Linked DNA regions of Homo sapiens: region 2 is linked to region 1. A link is an interaction called in ENCODE POLR2A ChIA-PET data of the cell type or tissue named here. Cell type or tissue: A673. All regions are shown on one strand.

The links. Peaks named below come from ENCODE experiments on the same cell type or tissue, not always from the same donor. Only the 100,000 strongest peaks of a DNase experiment are listed, where the experiment ranks them.
Region 2: POLR2A ChIA-PET joins it to region 1 with 6 read pairs; 2 of 35 experiments call an interaction of 5 or more read pairs at or near these places.

What each region holds. Positions count from the first base shown.
Region 1 is chr11:73,937,552-73,940,051 of GRCh38, forward strand. No RefSeq gene overlaps it. Among named protein-coding and RNA genes, the nearest start is that of DNAJB13, 12 kb to the right of the region's middle. In A673, no CTCF peak of the experiment used is centred here; no DNase peak of the experiment used is centred here.
Region 2 is chr11:74,466,444-74,468,943 of GRCh38, forward strand. KCNE3 (potassium voltage-gated channel subfamily E regulatory subunit 3) reads right to left here and starts at 1,106. Exons shown (of 3, transcript NM_005472.5): 1 at 955-1,106. In A673, no CTCF peak of the experiment used is centred here; DNase peaks (open chromatin) are centred at 788, 1,238, 1,888 and 2,298; H3K4me3 peaks cover 2,071 bases; H3K27ac peaks cover 2,500 bases.

The DNA.
Region 1 (2,500 bases):
AATCGCAGGCACTCGGCAGGCTGAGGCAGGAGAATCAGGCAGGGAGGCTGCAGCGAGCCGAGATGGCAGCAGTACAGTCCAGCTTTGGCCCGGCATGAGAGGGAGACCGTGGAAAGGAGAGGGAGAGGGAGACGGGAGAGGGAGAGGGAGAGGGAGAGGGAGACGGGAGAGGGAGAGGGAGACGGGAGAGGGAGAGCGAGGAGAGATGAGATTTTAAACACAGCACTCCTTTTTCCCTATATGAGTGATGTGAGATTCTTTTTTTTTTTTTTTTAATTGAGACGGAGTCTCGCTCTGTTGCCCAGGCTGGAGTGTAATGGCATGATCTCAGCTCACGGCAGCCTCTGCCTCCTGGGTTCAAGTGATTTCTCCCTACCTCAGCCTCTCGAGTAGCTGAGATTACAGGCCCCTGCCACCACACCTGTTTAATTTTTGTATTTTTTTCTGTAGAGACGGGGTTTCACCATGTTGGCCAGGCTGGTCTCGAACTCCTGAACTCAGGTGATCCACCAGCCTTGGCCTCCCAAAGTGCAGGGATTACAAGTGAGCCACTGCGCCCGGCCTGAGCCAGTGCACCCGGCCAGATGCTTTCTTAACATGTTTCCATTTGAGGGGAGTAAGAGGCTGACTGGTTGGGTGTGGTGGCTCATGTCTGTAATCTCAGCACTTTGGGAGGTGGTGGCGGGTGGATCACTTGAGCTCAGGAGTTCAAGATCAGCCTGGGCAACATGGTGAAACCTCGTCTCTACCACAAATTATTTAAAAAAAAAAAATCGGCTGGGCGTGGTGGCTCATGCCTGTAATCCCAGCACTTTGGGAGGCCGAGGCTGGTGGATCATGAGGTCAGGAGTTCAAGACCTGCCTGGTCAAGATGGTGAAATCCTGTCTCTACTAAAAATACAAAAATTAGCTGGGTGTCGTGGCACGCACCTGTAATCCCAGCTACTCGGGAGGCTGAGGCAGGAGAATCACTTGAACCCAGGAGGCGGAGGTTGCAGTGAGCCGAGATAGCACTACTGCACTCCAGCCTGGGCGACAGAGCAAGACTCTATCTCAAAAAAAAAAAAAAATTATCTGAGCATGGTGGCATGCCCTCGTGGTCCCAGCTACTCTGGAGGCTGAGGTGGGAGGATCACTTGAATCCAAGAGGTGGAGGTTGCAGTGAGCTGTGATCATGCATCATGCCACTGCGCTCCAACCTTGGTGACAGAGTGAGACCCTGTCTCAAAACAACAACAAAGAAGAGGCTGACTGAAGGAGTAGTACTTAGGGAAGATACTGCTGAAGAAAAAGAATGGGGAGAGGGAGAGAAAAAGAAGGTTATATTGTGTGGCATTGTGCTGGGGTGATCAGACCCAACACCAGGTCGTGGGGGTTATGAAGTCCGGTGGAGTCAAAGGAATGAGACAAGACAAGAGTGCATAAAGTGGGTCCAGGGGGCCAACACCAGTATGGCAGCTGTGAAGGCCCTGAGCTCTGGAAGCCCACATTATTTTTTGGTGATCAAAGAAGCAGGTGGTGAGGACGTGAGGATGTGGGGGTAGAAAGGAAGCAGTGCATCAAGCGTTTGACCTATAGCTGTGGTGGTTTAGCATTTTCTTTTAAGCATATGGAATATGCTCTGCTACTCGAGATAATGGAGAACATGTTTTTCTACCTCAAGATGCAATCAATTTATGAGCCTGGGAGAGCAAGAAGCAAGGAGCCAGCAAGTCTAGACACATTCCAGAGGCCATGAGGTGTTTTATGCCCTCAGCCCTGGATTCCATCCAAGCCACGAGGGGTTTTATGCCCTGAGCTTAGATTGTGGTGCGGCAGGGCAGCCTTCCACTCTTTGGCACAGAGCTTGGTGTTCCAAAGGCCATGAGGGGTTTTAGACCCTGGACTCAGGACAGTTCCAAGACTCTTTTACATTATGTCAGACAAGCAAGTCTTGCCTCAGCCCTTCTACCAACATGTCTCCCTTTTCTTTTTTGCAAAACCGCCACAGCTATCATTGCTTGTTCTTGGTGGCGGCTTTCTCTCCAGAGGTGGCTTCTGCATTTGCCAACTAACATGAGACAGCACAAGCACATAATTATTAGAATAAAGTTTACAAATGTAGAACTTCCAGTGGCCTTAATCCATTTAAGAGGATTGACTGCAGACAACCCATCAGCTGCCTTGCTCAAAATATCGGTTCCAGGGAGCAGGGTTAAGTGAGCCTGAGAGGTTTCAAAAACCTGCTCTTTTAGTTTTACGATATTGAGGGTGAGATTTTCCTCTTTTCTTTCCAAATGGTGTTTAACTTTTTCCCATTGGTGTTCTGTTTCATTATAACTATGGAGAGTGATACAAAAATCAGATGTATCCAGTCACATTGTATTTGAATTCTATTTTCTAAACTCATAATACGAACCCCCATCCAAATTACAGTCTGATGGAGATCATTAATTTGATTAACTATTTTTTGATCTGTTTGAAGCTGAGAGTTCCATAATTTTGTGGAATTTTTCTGCCA
Region 2 (2,500 bases), 530 kb after region 1:
GGAAATAAGGAGGAGCTCACACGTTTACAACATGCCTTTGTAGGTGAAGTGGAGAGAGCCCTGGGCTAGGACTGAGGAAACTTGGGTTCTAATTCTGTTTGGTCTCTGTTGTAACCTTAGGTAAATCATCTCCCCTGGGGCATCAGTTTCCCTATATGCAAATTAGTGGAGAGGATTTTAGGAGGGATACTCTGGTGGGCTTTCACGCAAGAACTAAACTCATTTATTTTCGAGATAAGAGACTCTGAGGTCCAATCCCCCTTTCCCCTTCTGTCCCATGGGGTATGCAGGCAACAGGAGCAGGAGGCCCGTTTTACAAATGGTGGCCCAGGAAAAGCGAGCACAAGGCGCAGAGCTGAGGGATGACTGCCCGGGTTTACACAGCCTGTAAACTAGAACTCAAGTCTCCCGACTCCCAGCCTCGACCTATGTTACTGGCAGCAGAAGATGCTTTTGGGAGTCACCAGGTTTCCCGGGACTAGGTCAGACAGGGTGAAGGACACAGTGAGGTGTAGAGGGAATGGGCAAGTCAGCTCCGCAGAGCCGGTGGCTCCAGCCAAATGAGACTGTGCTGGGTCCTGAAATGTCGTTTCTGCGTGTGCACTGGCTGCCAGCTGCAAGTGTTCGCTTGCACGTCTGTGGGTGTGGAGGAACTTTTCTTGTGGCCGTCTTGAGGGCTGGGAATAACGGCGCAAGTCCCCACGGTTTCCAGACGGGGCGCGCAGAGCCCAGCTCCCTACTCCCACATGCTGCTCCACGATCACTGCGCTCGGGAGGATCGGGGAGGATCCGGGAGGACTAGCTTGGTATTTGCAGCGCCCACCCCTCCCCCACTCCCCCTCGGTTCCACAGTCTCACGGAGAGCGCGCCGTGGCCCTTGGAAGGGAGGCGGGAAGACCCCTCATTTCCACCCCAGGCCGCAGCTCAGCCTTCCCAGCTGGGTGGGTGCCTTACCTGCCTCTCAGCAAGGCTCCGGGGCGCCCGTTTGCTCGCTGGACACGGCGCCCTCTGACCGAGGGTGGCCCAAGCGCTGCGACCCTGTGCATTCCACCAGCCCCGTTCCACTCCGCGGGTGCCCAGCACCGCCCAGCGCGCTCTCTGGCTCTGGGCTCCCACCCGCGCTCGGCTCCCTTTTCCCTCCCCCGGGCGTCCCCTCCCCCTGCCCCGCCCGGGCCCCAGCACACCCACTTCTCCCCGGGCTGGCCTGGAGTGCCTCCGCCCAGCTCCTTGGCCTCCCCCGGCTGTGGGCTCCGACCCTTCCGTCCCCTGCAGCGCCTGCTTCCTGGACCAGAGACCGAAAGCCTCTCGCTCCGCTGGGCCTCAGCAAGCCCAGCATGAGGCCGATCTCCAGGAGTCGGTTTTGCTCCAGTGTGGCTGTGTGGTGGTGGGCGAGTCGCTGCCCCTCACTGGGCCTTGGCCTGGCTGTAAAGTTGGTACAGTTCCTCCATGCATTCTTCACAGGCTTATGGTTGAGGTCAGATGAGACCTTTGAGTCCAAAGTATTAAAACCAAAGGGTCAACAGCAAAATAATATGATTCTTACACAAACTCTTTTCCACACAGGACGCAGAGGCCCAGTTGGAGAAGGGATTTGCCCAGGTAGCAGAGCCCAGACCCAAAATCCACTACACACCCCTCTGTCTCTGAGTAGCACCAGCAAATGTTTCCTCCACCAAGCCTCAAAAGTTCGTGACAGTGCCTGACCAACTTGTGTTCAGCCGCACCTTACTCATCTCTGTCCCAGAACAGTTTATTTTCCCACCACCATGCCCTCACTCAAACTGTTGTTTCCTTGCTGGTGACATTGCAGGCTTCAGAGAACTGGGGCAGCCGGGGCAGCTGAGGAATAAGAGCCAGGAGGCTAGTGGCAGAGGAAGGGACAGTTGCAGAGAATTTCTCCGGGGGACCCTGTGGGGTGCCCTTTTACCAGCTCACTGCCTCAGAATAATTAATAACAGCCTCAGGCCAGCTCTTTCACTCCCTTGCAAAGGTCTGCTCCAGGATATCTGAAGCACATACTCTCAATTACAGAATCCCAGAATATATCTAAGAAGTGCTATCGTTTTAAAAAGACCTACTACAAGGTGGGTATATTGTATATTGTATACAATATACAAGGTGGGTATATTGTACCCACCTTGTTTTGACCCTACTATTCCTTTTTCTCAGTCTGGAGATCACCTCTCAGAAAAGTCATCCTAATCACCTAAGCATGCAATCTCAGTTTCCTTCCTTCCTTCCTTTCTTTCTTCCTTCCTTCCTTCCTTCCTTCCTTCCTTCCTTCCTTTAGACAGGATCTCACTGTGTCACCCAGGCTGGAGTGCAGTGGAGTGATTATGGCTCACAGCAGCCTTGAACTCCTGGGCTCAGGTGATCCTCCTCCCTTAACCTCCTGAGTAACTGGGACACACCACTATGTCTGGCTAATTTTTGTATTTTATAGAAATTGGGTTACTCCATGTTGCCCAGGCTGATCTCGAACTCCTGGGCTCAAGTGACC